Linked DNA regions of Homo sapiens: regions 2 and 3 are each linked to region 1. Evidence: chromatin contacts called from ENCODE Hi-C or POLR2A ChIA-PET data. All regions are on one chromosome and are shown on one strand. The core of a region is the stretch at or near the end of the contact, and the rest is flanking DNA. Distances in the headings are between cores, read along the strand shown.

The links. Hi-C counts contacts between places; a loop is a spot of excess contacts on that map. ChIA-PET counts read pairs that join two places held with the same protein, here RNA polymerase II (POLR2A). Pooled maps may share reads with other maps.
Region 2: a map of ascending aorta shows a loop between it and region 1 (4-fold over the local background). The contact joins the promoter of GNPNAT1 here to the promoter of BMP4 in region 1. A Hi-C loop is called at or near these places in 1 of 168 maps with a recorded cell type or tissue (ascending aorta) and 5 of 50 pooled maps. POLR2A ChIA-PET finds 5 or more read pairs at or near these places in 1 of 52 experiments (PC-9).
Region 3: a map of ascending aorta shows a loop between it and region 1 (4-fold over the local background). The contact joins the promoter of FERMT2 here to the promoter of BMP4 in region 1. A Hi-C loop is called at or near these places in 1 of 168 maps with a recorded cell type or tissue (ascending aorta), 1 of 37 single-sample maps with no recorded cell type and 7 of 50 pooled maps. POLR2A ChIA-PET finds 5 or more read pairs at or near these places in 1 of 52 experiments (BJ).

What each region holds. Positions count from the first base shown.
Region 1 is chr14:53,954,755-53,959,371 of GRCh38, forward strand. BMP4 (bone morphogenetic protein 4) reads right to left here and starts at 2,071. Exons shown (of 4, transcript NM_001202.6): 1 at 1,796-2,071. LOC124903317 reads left to right here. Exons shown (of 2, transcript XM_047432035.1): 1 at 1-1,574. The coding sequence starts at 1,147. RefSeq lists promoters at 1-969, 1,897-4,015, 1,897-3,239 and silencers at 1,195-1,304, 1,954-2,033.
Region 2 is chr14:52,788,932-52,793,548 of GRCh38, forward strand. It overlaps GNPNAT1 (glucosamine-phosphate N-acetyltransferase 1), which reads right to left and starts at 2,676. Exons shown (of 6, transcript NM_198066.4): 1 at 2,497-2,676. LOC105370500 (a long non-coding RNA gene) reads left to right here and starts at 2,857. Exons shown (of 3, transcript XR_943867.3): 1 at 2,857-3,395. RefSeq lists enhancers at 1,903-1,992, 2,073-2,162, 2,270-2,783, 2,784-3,298 and silencers at 2,473-2,552, 2,653-2,872.
Region 3 is chr14:52,949,097-52,953,713 of GRCh38, forward strand. FERMT2 (FERM domain containing kindlin 2) reads right to left here and starts at 1,954. Exons shown (of 15, transcript NM_006832.3): 1 at 1,825-1,954; 2 at 1,316-1,481. The coding sequence starts at 1,472. RefSeq lists a silencer at 1,723-1,932 and an enhancer at 2,653-3,231.

The DNA of each region.
Region 1 (4,617 bases), core at 821-3,320:
GCCAGGTCGTCCCCGGGGCCCGGGCCCCATGACTCCTGCCCCAAAGCCCACTCCACCCGACCTCCCTTTCCTGAGGCTGTTCCCAGTTGCTGCTTTGGGTCGCTCCGGAGCTCAAGAACTCGGGTTGCCTGCCGCCCCACTCTCCACGCACATACTTGGTTTTCTTCTTAGGGGCATTGGCAGGTAGACTTTGAGGAAGAAAAGTAAAGGATCGAACAGCTCAGCCCTCCCTCCCGACCGTGGATGCCCGGAGTCGACCAACACCTCAGGTCCGGGTGCGGAGGCCGCGGGCGCCCCTGCGCGACCGTCCGCGCCCGGCAAGAGCCGCGCGGCTTTCGCCTTTGCTGGTCCCGCGCCACCGCTGGGGCGGGCTGCGAAAGGGTTGGGAAGAGCAAAGGGTTTTTTTGTTTTGTTTTGAGACGCAGAAGCCCTTTAAAAAGCCCGGCGAGGAGAGGTCCAGAAGTAGAGAAAGCAGACGGAGGCAAGCTGTGCCCGCGGGGCAAAGGGACAGTAGAAGGGGCGGGCGCCCGGGTTCCCCGGAAAACCCTCGGCCCCAAGGAATCTCCTGGGGCGGGAGAGCGCGGTTCTAAAACCGAGAGGATAGGAAGGGGAAGGGGGAGTTGTGTTTCAATTTCGGATTCACCAGGATTCATCTCTAGTCACATTTTTCTTCTCAAATTTTTAAATCGAAAAGATAAAAGCCAAAAGAACTTTCATCCCCAGAGCTTTTTATTGGGGGAAAGGAATGTAACTCGGGGTGGTTGTCCTTCACTTCCCTACTCGAATCTTCTCCTAATGCCGAAATGTGTTTACAGGTAGCCTCAGTTTACCAAGTATGTATCTTTTGGGGGTTTAACCTCTCACAAAGCCTTCAACTCACAAACCGCGATCCTTGGAAACCATCCTCCAAAGCAGTGCTTGGAGGCCTCTAAGGCCCCCGGACCAACTCCCGCTGGAAGAAGCCTGCAGGGACTCGGGAATCACGGGAACCTTTCCCGTCGGTTCCGGGCCTGGAGGGCCAGGAAGAGCCGCGCGTCCGCCTTTCGTCCCGCCAGGAACTCCCCATAGGACACGACACCGCAGGAACAAGCGTCCTGGGAGCCCCTGGGATCTTGGCTGTCGTCTCTAGGGACCCTACACCGTGAAATGATAGAGGCGAGGTTCCTTGGGTTCCGCAAGTCGACGAAAATAGCTCGTGGAGAAGGCGCGTCCTGCAACTGCAGTTCGCAAGCTCTCAGGGCGCCCCGCCAGCTGGGGGCCAGATTGGGTGACACTCCCCTCGACGCAGCCTCCGGAGCGGCGCGCACTCTCCAGAGGCCAGCAGGACTGCGCTCTCTACCGCAGAACCTGCTCCAGCTAGGTGTTCTCTCCCCATCTCGCCGTCGCTCTGCCCCCTCACTCTCTCTGGACCTCAGAGCCGGTTCTCTCCTTCCTCCTCCCGCGCTTTCCGTCCGGGGATCGCAACCTCCAGCCCGTGGGCAACGCGTTCAGCCCAAGACCCCACAGTTTTTCCCAACGACCCCCCTACCAAGGGCTTCTCTTGTTTCTGCTCTCCTGCCCCGCACTTCCCAAAGGTGAGAATCTCCCAGGGACTGCTGGACAGAGAAGGCCTGGGCAGGGGCAGTAGCCGATATTTAAAGGTCTTTCAGCGCCAGCATCCCCACCTCCAGCACCACTATTGGAAAATAATTAGGCCACCTTTTGCCTCGGTCACAGCCTGTGACCAGCTTCTTCCCCCCAAGGAGGCTCCTAGACCCCCTCTGCCTGTCTCCCCTCACCAGGTAGCCTTGCTCACCATAGGTCCCTGCAGTAGCGGGCTCGCCAGCAGCAGCTCCTGGGGACCTCTGAACGGTTGCAGTGAACCTGGGCGAGGGCCGGGGACTGTGGCGCTGCAGGCTCGAGATAGCTTGGACGGGAATCCCATCGGGGAGACAAGCTAGATACTCAGCCGGAGCAGCAGCGGCGTCTCAGGCTCGCGTCCCTCAGCTCGGATGCCACACTCACCTAGCTTCCGGGCCGGGCTCCGCGCTCCTTCCCTCCCTCCCTCCTCCTCTGCCTTCTCGCATCTTCCTTCCTCCTCTTTCCCTCCCTCGCTTTCTTTCTTTCCTTCCTCCTCCTCTTCCCCGGCGGCCCCTCCCTCCTTCCCTCCTCCCTCGCTCGCCTCCCTTTCTGGGGATGGGAGCCCCGCCCACATCCTCCCCTCCAGCCGCCCGACCTCGCCTAGCAGGCCCGGGTCCCGGAAGCCCAGGCAGCGCCCGAGTCCGCAGCTGCCGTCGGAGCTGGGACGCCGCTGCCTCCAGCTCTGGGAAGCGGCTGGGGCTCACCTGGGGACCACGTGCGGAGGTACTAGAAAGCATGCACCGACTAGTCGCCGTACCTTCCAAAAATACCCATGGGAGTCTGGGCTTCCCTGAGTTTAGTGTAACTGCTGCCCAAACTGATGATTAAAACACTGAGTAATCACCATTTACCCTGAGTAATTAGAGATAATGAAACACCTCTAAAATCAGGTTATGGAGAAAGGAGCTGTTGGATCGGTTTAAAAGGTGGCCTTCCATAAACTGTTAAAAGATTTCCAAACGTTGAGAAACAGGCTGTGTGCAGAACTGTGTGCCAGAGAGAGATACCTCTTGGGCTGTTAAAAGGTGAATTTCCTTCCAAAACATTCTTAAAGTGCGTTTTGTAGAACACCTTGGTGATGACCCTGAGGTAGACCCCAGTAAATGAGCTCACTTCCCTCCTCCCCCCAAGGCCTAAAGACAGAGGTGGCCTGCAGACAGGCTGGGGCCACGTTTTTTACAGTTAGAAAAATCTGTTTCTAGCTCAGAAGCCGTCTTAAGAACCGACACAGCAGTTATTTTTGTTGGTGTTATGGTTGTTGTTGATTTTTTTGTTCATTTTTGGTGTACCTAAGAGTCCTGACACTCTGTCTTTCCAAGGAGATAACCACAGAAGCAGTAACCTTTTAGGCCACAGGGAGACAAGAAAAGATGCCCCTTGGTCTGTTTTTAAAGGAAGAGGGGAGATGAGGAATTGGCCCTTTCATATAAAAACATTTTAGTAATCATATTAGCAGGGAGGTGGAATGTGGTGGCTTTTAAACCTTCCCAAACAGGAACTAATTTCACACACTGCCTCTGATGGAGCTGTGAGGGAGCTATCAGCCTCATCTCTCTGTTTTACAAACAAGGAAAGGCAGGACTACCAGGTTAAAGGGACTTGCCCAGATCTCTGAAGTAAATCACAGCCTCTGCTCCAGAGCTAATGCTTCAGGGAGGGGTTGAGGCTCATAGCCTGAGCTCCAGGTAGCCAGAGGAGTGCTGGAAGACTGAGCATTTCCTGTCCTGGATTTCTTTCCCTGGGACAGACATGACACTTTACTGTCTCTGCAAAGCATTTAGGTCTTTACTTAAACAGATATTGGCCCTGGGTGGCTCATCTATAAAAACTTTACGTTTATACACCTTCGATATTTAAAAAACAAGAACTACTTCCTGTGTGGAACACAGATTACAAAGGGTGGGAAATATCTGAGATCAGAGAAGCAACTGTCAGAGCAAGGCCAAGACATCCTGCCATCTTTTCCATCTATTAGGCCTAGGTCTTTTGGCCTAATGCACCAAACAACAGAAACAAGCTGTATGGCTTTGGGCAAGTCTTTTCATTCCTATGAGTCTCAGTTTTCTCATCTGCAGAATGAAAGGATTGGGCCAGATCATCTGCATGCTCCCTTTATATTTGAAAATGATTTGATTATTTAATTGTAATTTTAGCCAAAGTCCGTCTTCCTTCATTTTAAGTCACTCCTGAGTTCACTTTCTCTAAGAACCACTGATTAAAACAGGGCAGGGCAATAACACCACCCCAAAAGGAGGACAAAATATACCTGTAGCTTCCAAATAGTCAAAATCACAATTAATTATTAAAAATAATAACAGAAAATTAAAACTCCATTAAATAGTTACCTAATGTTTCTCCTGCAGCATCAGGCATTGTGCTCCTTTAGCATGGTACCTGAAGTCAGGACAGATTAAATGCTCACTGAGCCCCTAAATCAATCACTGTTGTTTTAATCATTAACGAAATGTGGTTCTTAATATTTAAACTCAGAAACAACAGTGATATGCTGGACTTAAAGGCAGGACTTTATTTTACTTTAAAGCACCAATGTCATTTCGGGGTTTTTTTAATTCCAAAGGTTTTTGAATGACAGCTATTGTCTCATTTTGCTGCAGCCCAGACACTAAAGTGGCCACTGATTGGCCCATCCATGAGTCTGTGACACTCACAGTCCAGGAGTTTCCAATTAAGCTACCCGACATACCATGTTTAGACCCCTGATATGAATCTTCAGATATATGACGAGAGAACTCAGCTTTAGTTCTCTTGGGACAGCTTTATTTCTCTCCCCACATTTTAGATGGGCGCAAGCCATCTGTTATCAGCTGCTTTTACCCACTCCTCCTTTTCCCCCCTTACTCATGCCAAAGAACAAATTACTTGTTGGTTAGAGAGCTAAATCAACCACAGCCTAGTGATCAGAGTTCGTGAGAAGAATCAGTTTAGTTATTTTCTGTATCTCAAACTTACCTGTGAATTTTCATGTTTTTATAGAAC
Region 2 (4,617 bases), core at 1,426-3,925, 1.2 Mb before region 1:
TTTCCACGAATGATCATAAAAATAAATAATATTGGCTAACACTTATTGAAAACTTTCTATATGTTAACTCTTAAAAATACAATGAACGATGTATCATTATTATCCCAATTTTACAGATAAGGAAGCAGGCACAGTAACTTGCTCAAGGTTAGAGTGCCAATAAGAACAGAGTGAGGATTCAAAATGAGGCAACAGGGCCAGCTTCAGAAGCCCCTGACCTGTGCCGTTACACAGGGCCCTGCACTTAAGTTTGATACCCTGCTGCCACTGTTTTGAAGTTCTTAATTTTTTAACAAGGAACCCTGCATTTTAATTTGGATTACCACAGATTACGTAGCCAGTCCTGCTAGGTAGTATGACTTCAGACTCTGCTCTTAACCATTACACTGAAGATGCACTAGAGTAGATAAATTCCCTATCTTACTGTTGTACAAGGGTTAAAAATTAAGTCATAAGCAGCACTTAGAACCTACATTTGGAAAATGGGAATCAGACTAGTCAAAATACATTAAACAAAGCATTACAGATTGAAATAAGAATCTATTAACCAGGCAATCAGAAATTAACATCAAAAATTTTTTTATGAGCTATTCTACAAAACAGAGCCATACTGAAGGCCCACTTTAGCTCACTCTGTCCTCAAACCGTAAAATTCTGCTGGTGCCCAACTAAGGTACTGGGCAAAGTGAAGCAAGATATGACTTGAAACCTGGTTCCAAGGGGGTTTAGAACATAATTAAATAAGTAATTTTATATAAATAATCTTTTAGCATCTTCAGGTGCCCAGATATTGCAAAACTAGGAAATTTCTGCGAATAAAATTGCACAGTTGTGTGAAGCGGAATCTCATCATATCATTAGGTTCTTTAAAGTTTTTAGATGAACTTTAAACACTAATCCTCCTTAAGTATTCCTCAGAACCTTTTCTGATTAACTGCTAAATTAGCAGGCGTTTAGAAGACCCGTTTAAGCCTAACCCTAGCCCAATAATGCCTAGTGAATGAATAACGAATAAGACTTACCTGTAGGTCACATTTCAGAAAATCCAGAAGGACAAAAAAAAAAAAAAAAAAAAAAATTCCCAAACTGCCACAATATCGCGGAAAGCATACACCAAATTCATTTTTACTAGTCATCACATCAGTTGAATATTTTTTCACTCAATTGAATATTTTTTAAACAAAACTTCAACTATTTGGCGTCTGAGCCTCTGTATCAGGTTGGAATACGAATGGGGAGAGAGGCTGCTGCTAGAAGCAACCAACGGAGAGCAACAAGTAATAGACACCGGAGATGAAGATTTTAAAAGTCGATCTACAAATTTTAAAAAATACAATCTAAGGCCAAATCTAAACCAGCCTATGTATTTCTCAAGAGCTCCTGGGGAACCTTCTAAGTACAGGTGAATGGGGGAGGGGCGGACTTCGGATTCCTTTATATTCATTTTATAACAATTTCGATAACAAGAATCCATTCTGAATCTATTCCGTTAAAGATTTTTAACACACCTGGCCATATTTATTAAATTGTGTAACTGCATGAATGTTCAAAAGTATTTTCTGATAGTTTGACCTTTACAATCTAGGCGTTATTCCCAGTCTACCGATGAGGAAGCTGGAGCACCTGGAACTCCCAAGACTTGCCCCTTAGGTAACACAGCAAGTAAGTGACTTGGGGCTAGAATCCTCGTTTTCGCATCTTGAGCTCGATTACCATCCTCAACAGACCCCAATCTTTACATCATCATACCATACAGCTAGCGCTCTCTCCCCTATTTAGCAAATCCTGCCTAAATTAATTTCTTAAGATCCATTCTAGGATTCGTTCATGAGGGATTATCCTAACAAAACGAATCCTATAATCGCCCGTTCAATTTTGTATGAAAATTTTAAATTAGTTTGGCTTACATAAACATCAGCTCCCGCAACAGAAATCACAGTACAGTACTCGGTATTTCTAGGGGTAGGAGCCTAGGAAAAAGAGACAAAGAATGTCCCTCTGTACCCTGGGGAAAGCGCCGACCTACTCGGTGCGGAGGTGGTCTTCGGAGCAGCTGCCTCAATGGCTCCGACCACCGTGGGATGCGCCCGGGAATGGGAGAAGAGAAGGGGCCTGGGACGTTCGTGCCCATTCAAAACCGATGGCTGCAGAGAGCGCGACCAACTGTCTCATTTCCCACGCCAAAGTCTGGGGAGCGAAGTTCCGACCCCAGTCCCAGTTCCAGCCCTGCCAGGCCAAGACCAGCGTATGGCCGGACCGCTGGCCATCATCCTTAACCTCTGCTCCAGGCGCGCGTGCGTTCAACTTCCTGGGAACCGCGCTCCACACCATGTGCACCCAGCTGGCGAGGATTAACGCCCAGCTCCTCCACACAACACCCCCGGGGGCCTGGCCGGGGCACCAGACACACCTGTTAGATAAACCTGAGGGCAGGCCCGCCCCAGCCCCCAGGACACACGGTCCTGCTCTCGCGCCCCGGCCCCGGTCCCTCCTCACCCGTAGAGGCCCTGCGGTCGGCGCTCCTAGCCAGGCGCGTCGGACTCTCCCCCACCAGTGTGCACAGCACCGGATCCGGATCCGGCTTCAGCGCCAGCCCCACCTCCTCCTCCACCGCCCGCGCCACAGTTGGGAACCGCGGCCCAGACGTGGCAGCGCCAACGCCTCCACCTCGCCTCTGCCCCCTCACGCAGGGCCGCGCGCAGGCGAGCGGAGGCGGAGGCCAAGGCGCCACCCGCCCAGGCCCGGAGAGCGAGGGGCGGGGCCCGGAGAGCGGGGGCGGGACCAGGAGGGCGAGGGGCGGGGCTCGGAGAGCGGGGGCGGGACCAGGAGGGCGAGGGGCGGGGCCTGAGGCTCGAGTCGCGGCGCCTGGGGCGGTGGCCGCCGGACCAAAGCTGGCCTCTCCCGGCTCCTCCTCCTCGCTCCCCAAGGCCTTTCCCACCGCGTCATTGTCTCGGTTTATCTGCAGATACGTCTACCTAGCAGTCAGCCCAGCAGCGTAAGTGGTGACCAGTGTGGGCCTCTTTGATCCTGAGACCGAAGGCTCGGCCACTGGCCCTCTCCATTTGTTCCTTGTTGCCCTCCCTTCATGATTCAATCCATTAATTAGGACTTTTCCTACCAGCTGGCAGTTCAGAGCTCCGCATCCCCAGGCCTCTGAGTCACAGTTCCTGCCTTCATGAAACTAGGAGTTGGGGCCACTGCATTCTACTCCTTCGGGACTATTGTTTCATTTCTCAGTCCCTCAAACCCTTTATTGGATGAACATGGGGTTAGGACAGCGGTTCTCCACTGCAACAGTTTTGCCTCCCAGGAGACATTTGGCAATGTATGAATCATTTTCAGCCTCTCATCTGGGGTGAGATGTCATTGGAATCTACAGATGGTGGAGGGCACAGGTGAGTAGAGGCCGGGAATACTGCTTCACGCCTTACAGTGCGCAGGACAGCGCCGCACAACAAAGAATTACCTGGCCTGAAATGTCTGGAGTGCTGAGGTTTAGAAACCTTTCGTTAGGAGAAGAAAAGTGACTTTTTTCAGAGCCCCATTTCTGAAGTGTCTTACCTAAGTAGCACTTTGTCCCTATTTTAACAGATGAGGAAACAGAGGTTCAGAGATGTTACATAATTTACAAAAGTCTCATAGCTAGTAGCTCCCCTTCCTTGCCTTGTACCATAATTTTCAATTTATTGAAATCGCAAAGTATTTTATTCTTAAGCAATAGTATTCAAAGAACCCCATAGATCATATACCAGAAATCATATTTTTTGCTCATTTGTGAGATTTAAATTTCAGTTAACTCCTTTACTGATTTATGCTTTCTCAGAACTTCAAACATCAGTGAGTTGATGGCATCCATATCTCTGTTTTTATCTCTGTTTTTACACCCATACATACAAAAGAATATATAGGGCATGAGCAGAATGTGGTGGTATGCATCCGTAGTCCCAGCTACTCCAGAGGCTGAGGCAGGAGGATCACTTGAGCCCACAAGGTTGAATCCAGCCTGGACAATAGAGCAAGACCCTGTCTCTAAAAAAAAAAAAAAAAAAAAAAAGAATATGTAAGGCATAAATAAAATAAACACTCATGGCTGGGCGTAGTGGCTCACACCTGTAATTCCAACATTTTGGGAGGCCTAAGCAAGTGGATCTCTTGAGCCCAGGAGTTTGAGACCAGTCTGTGCAACATGGTAAAAACCTGTCTCTACAAAAAAAAATACTGAAAATTAGGCAGGCATGGTGGCATGTGCCTGTAGTCCCATCTACTCAGGAGGCTGAGGTAGGAGGATAACCTGAGCCCGGGAGGCAGAGGCTGCTGTGAGCCATGATTGCAAGACTGCACTCCAGTCTGGGCCACAGAGCAAGACCCTGTCTCAAAACAAACAAAAATTTAAAAAAATGCTTATGTACACACCACTAATCTTAAGCATATGGCCCTCCCCGTTTTTCTTATCAGACTTCTGGTCAAATGTTTTCAGTGAGTTTATCCTGTACAACAAACTGCTGTATGTTTTATAAATTAGCAAAAAGTGAAACATAAGCAATTCTAAAATCACAGAACACAAGGCTTGTAAGAGGTACCCCCAGAGATCTCATACTTTCCACATATACTCCTCCT
Region 3 (4,617 bases), core at 704-3,203, 1.0 Mb before region 1:
GGAGGATTTTCTTTCCTGAGCTGTATCTCAGGGAGCCAAACAATGCAGTCTTAAGGAAGAGGCTACCTTGTAAGGAGCTTCACTTTGGTCCTTCAATAATAAAACTTCCTGCAGGGGTACAAAGCAGGTCCACCCAAATGAATCCTGCCTTATTTTGCAAAATGCATCAGAGTGCTATTTCAGTACCTTTACATACAATAATCCTTTGGTAAGAAATAGATTTCCTGACAAATAAGCACTTCTCTACTTTCCCAGTGTAGCTTGAAAACGAATGCTGTGTTTAAAAAAAAAAAGAAAAAAAAAAAGACGAAAAAAACCCCCAGAAAGTCCCCAACCCCCCTTCACCAAAACAAAAAACAATTCCAGCCTAAAAAGACAATGCCACACAGATAATCATCTTATCACAACTGTATTATGTACAAAAGGCTCTTTAAAGCTCAGGAAGATAGTTCTCTGAGCATTTCTCTTATGATCAAATCATCTATTTAGCTGACTCTTCCAGATGAAAATGGTTTCATTCATCACAAAAATGTGTACTGCACACTCTTCACACACTTCATACTGTAAGATACCTTATTATTTTAAATCGGATATCAATCCAATACATATTTGTACTCAAGCAAACACCGTCAACCTCAAATTAGTTTAACAAAGTCTGCTTTTTAACACAAAGTTCTTTCCTTGGCTTGTTATTAATATAAAACCGAACGCTCGAAACGGCTTACATCGAGCATGGACTATGGATACCAAGTTTGTCAAGCACTGCCCCACCCCTAGTAAGAGTGGATGACTGGAACATTTTAATGCACTCCACCACGTAGAACAGCCACAGAAACTTCACACTGGCGCCAGTAGTTGCACATTTTCCAGCACAGATTTTTCTTAAATGGATTTTGCATCATTCTCTATACCAAACGTCACTAACATTCAGGTATGCTGAAGACATAGATAACCACGGACACTGTAATATCACCCTCCCAACACACTTTCCTCATTCTTTTATCGTTCTGTCAGTAAATGTTAAGAATTAACGAGTTCCCCGGCACACATCCCCCGTCCCGCGTAACTACGCAATTAAGGTTATAATTGGGAGGCTCGAATCATTACATATGAAAATTCAGAGAATAGCAAAACAAAATAAGACGCAAAGGGGAACAGGTCTATCTGCTTAAATACTGAAAGATTTTACATCTCCAAAAAGCATTTGCGAGATGCCAAGATTTCTCAAATGGGCCCCTCCCCCGTCGTGAGCCTCTTTCCTCCCCCTACCAATTCTGGGAAGTCATTAGTTGGACGCGGCTGGGATGCTACTCACCGAGTTTCTCCACCAGCTTAAGCATCACGCCTCCAATGTGCACCTCGCCGGTCACTCTCAGGGTGACATCGCGGTTCAGGTCCGTCACATGGACACTCAGTTCCCACGTCCCGTCCGCGTAGCAGCCATCTGGCATCCTTATCCCGTCCAGAGCCATGGCTCCTTCCTGCGAGCGCGGAGGAAATGGCTCTCGTAAGCGTCACTCCCCCAAAGAAAGGCGAATCCCACCGAATTCGCAGCGCCGGCCACGGGCTGGGAGGTGGTGGAGGACCCGGGGCTTTCGGCAGAAACTCGGGAGGGCGGCGGCGGCCGGGGCTGCGGGAGGACCCTACGCCCCGCTCGCCCCGCAGCGTTCCTCGGTCCCGGCGCCGCCCGCCCCACACCGTCCCCGCCTAGCGGACCGCGGAGGGCTTCACCTGCCGGCCGGCCCCGAGACACAGCGCGGGCTGACTCCCCGTTCCCCTCCCCGCCGCGCCCCCTCGGGTCCCGGCGGGGTCCCGCTCCCTCACCGCGCGCTCCTAGCGCTCCGGGCCCGGGACTCGCGCGGCAACAGGCGAGGGGCTGGAGGCTCGCGGGGCGGCGGTGTCCGCGTCCGGTTCCTCGGCTGGCGAAGCGCTGCCTGTGGCCGGAGCGGCTAATGGAGTCCCGTCGTCGCGGCCCCTCGCCTGGCTCCCCGCGCTCCACCCTCTCCCCGCCCCCTCTGTCCGAGCCTGGCTGGGCTGGGCGCGCTGGCTCCCTCCTTCGCCGCCCGCAGAGCTGCCCTGAGCGGGTCCGGCCGGCCTCGCCTCTGCCCCCGCCCTCCCGGCGCCGCGCTCGGGGGAGGGGGCTGCGGGTCCCGGGCGGGGCGGGGCGGCGTGGGGCGGGGCGGCGCGGGGGTGGCGGGGGGCGCGGCGGGGCGGCAATCTCGGCCCCGCGGAGCGCTGCCCTTTTATGGAAATGAAGGACCCGGCTCAGGAATTGAATCCAACATCCGGGCTCTAGGCGGCGGGCCCTGAGGAGGGGGAGCGGGGGAGCGCGGGCGGCCTTTCCCGGGGCGCTGGTGGCCGGCGGGGCGTCTAGAGCTCAGGCTGGACTGGGGCCCCCGCGGCGTGTGTCCGCGCTGGCAGCAGGGAGAGGGGGCTTGTCCGTGAGAAACGGCCCCAGGAAATTCCCAGGGCAAGGTCGTTTTCGGAGAACAAAGTCCTCTCGCCCCCTCCCCACGCCTGCAGCGAGACAAAAAGCCTCAGGGAGGTGAGAGGTGCCGCACCCCGGGAGCTGGAGAGAGGAGTCTGGGACGGAGAAACTTTAAAAAGTAAATGCCCAAACCAACTCCTTGAATGTCCTACAAAAGAATAAGAAAACCCCGAGGGAGGTGAACCACAAAAATTGCTTTGCAAGCAATGTCCGGCACCATCAGCAACTCCTACTGGACTCCCAGGAGTTTGCAAGCGTTCTTAACCCCTTCGGACGCTCCAGCCAGATGCCAGTCAAACAGATGATGCTCTTGCCTGAGGGGAAAGGAAAGACACAACCTAGTGCCACAGGTTTTACTCAGAAACTGTTTCCCCAGCTTCTCCAGCTCTTTGTACTTATTTGTGTGTTTTTATATGCAAGTTAGAACTAACAGTCTATTAAAGCTGTTAGATGGAGATACATGTTCCATCCCACCCTCAGCCACACCTTGGATTTTAATACTTCTGGAACGGTGCCTGCAGGTACCAGGAAGAGCTAAACAACTTCACCTGTTGAAGACTGGCTAGTGATGGGGAACGGTCCTCCTGCTTCCCGCTTTTGTTTCCACTTCCCCCATTAACTGTTGTACTCTGTTGAGGGAACTCCTTTCAGAAACAGCAAACCAGAGAAACTGCCTCGCTAGCAAATTCATGGGCTCAGAAAATAAACGTCAAGAAGGCTCAGATTAAAATACCTTTTAAAGATAAAAGACTCCAGTTCGCAGTCTCATAATCTTGTCGAATTGTCTCAAACGCTTGGAAAAGGAACTCGCTAGGCAGATAACCTTTTGTTCATTAACATTACTGGGAAACAAGATGAGAGGCCTCAAGAAAGGGGTGGAACTCAGAAAGGAGTGAAAGCAGCAAAATTTAGTCAGATGCCAAAGGCTTGGCAGAAAAAAAAATAGGGAAAACCACTACAGTGTTTTTAGCTAGTTATCATGGAGAAATTGATGCCTTCAGTCTCTTATCTGTCTACTCTCCAATATTTCTACTCGTGGACGTTCCAAATAGTTCACTTGAAAGCAATATGAATGTCCGGAGATGAGGGAGTTTATGTAAATTATGGGGTTGAAAATATACAGGAAAATGTTTTTAATAAATTAAGGAATTGCTTGTTAGGGCACAAAACTGCAGAACTGGATATGCAGCTATAAAATTAAGAGCTTATTTACGTTAAATGTTCAGAGAAAAAGACTGTAAGGAAATACAGCAAAATGTTAAGAAGCTCTCTGGGTCTTGAGATCACGGAAGTTTTTTCTTTCTTTTATTCTTTATTTTCTGCCAACTCAAAAACTTTACACCACCACCTAGAATTGCATCCAGCATTTCAGTTTCTCTGTACATGCCATGACATTCACGATGATAGACACTGGATACAGCAGCTACTGACTGAACGATGGACAGGATTTTCAGAGGTTTCCTTTGGTGTTTTTTAAATAGTTCTAAAGAAAACTTGAGTTCTTTAAGAGCAGAGATTTCAAATTATTTTCATTGTCCACAAATTCACAATAGCTTGGTACAGAGAAAATGGAAAACATGCTGGTGTCAAACCAACACAAATGTCAAAGAAACAGTGGGTCTGTTCCATGGAGAAATCTCAGGGGCCAGGTACAGTGGCTCATGCCTATAATCCCAGCACTTTGGGAGGCTGAGGCAGGAGGATCACTTGAGCCCAGGAGGTGGAGGCTGCAGTGAGCTGTATTCACACCACTGCCCTCCAGCCTGGATTGATCGCAGAAAAACAAAAAACAAATCTCAATGGGAAAATCCCCACTTTAAAAATATACTTATTTATTTCCCCCACTTTATCCCCCAAAAGATTTATGGCAACGTATAAGGATGCATAAACTGTGAGATAGTATACATTATAAGTGGCACAAAACAAGAAAAAAAAGGTGGGTGGGGATTGGGAGGCTTAGAGGGGTGGAGTAGAGATTTATTTATTTATTTTGGAGTAGAGATTTAAAATGGAGCTGGGAATGAAGCTAAGAATTGTATCTTATGACATTTGCACATGCTCCAGTAAGCTACAAAAAAATTATGGCTTTCTAAACATGCCTTTCTAGAACCTAAAATATCTATGCCCTT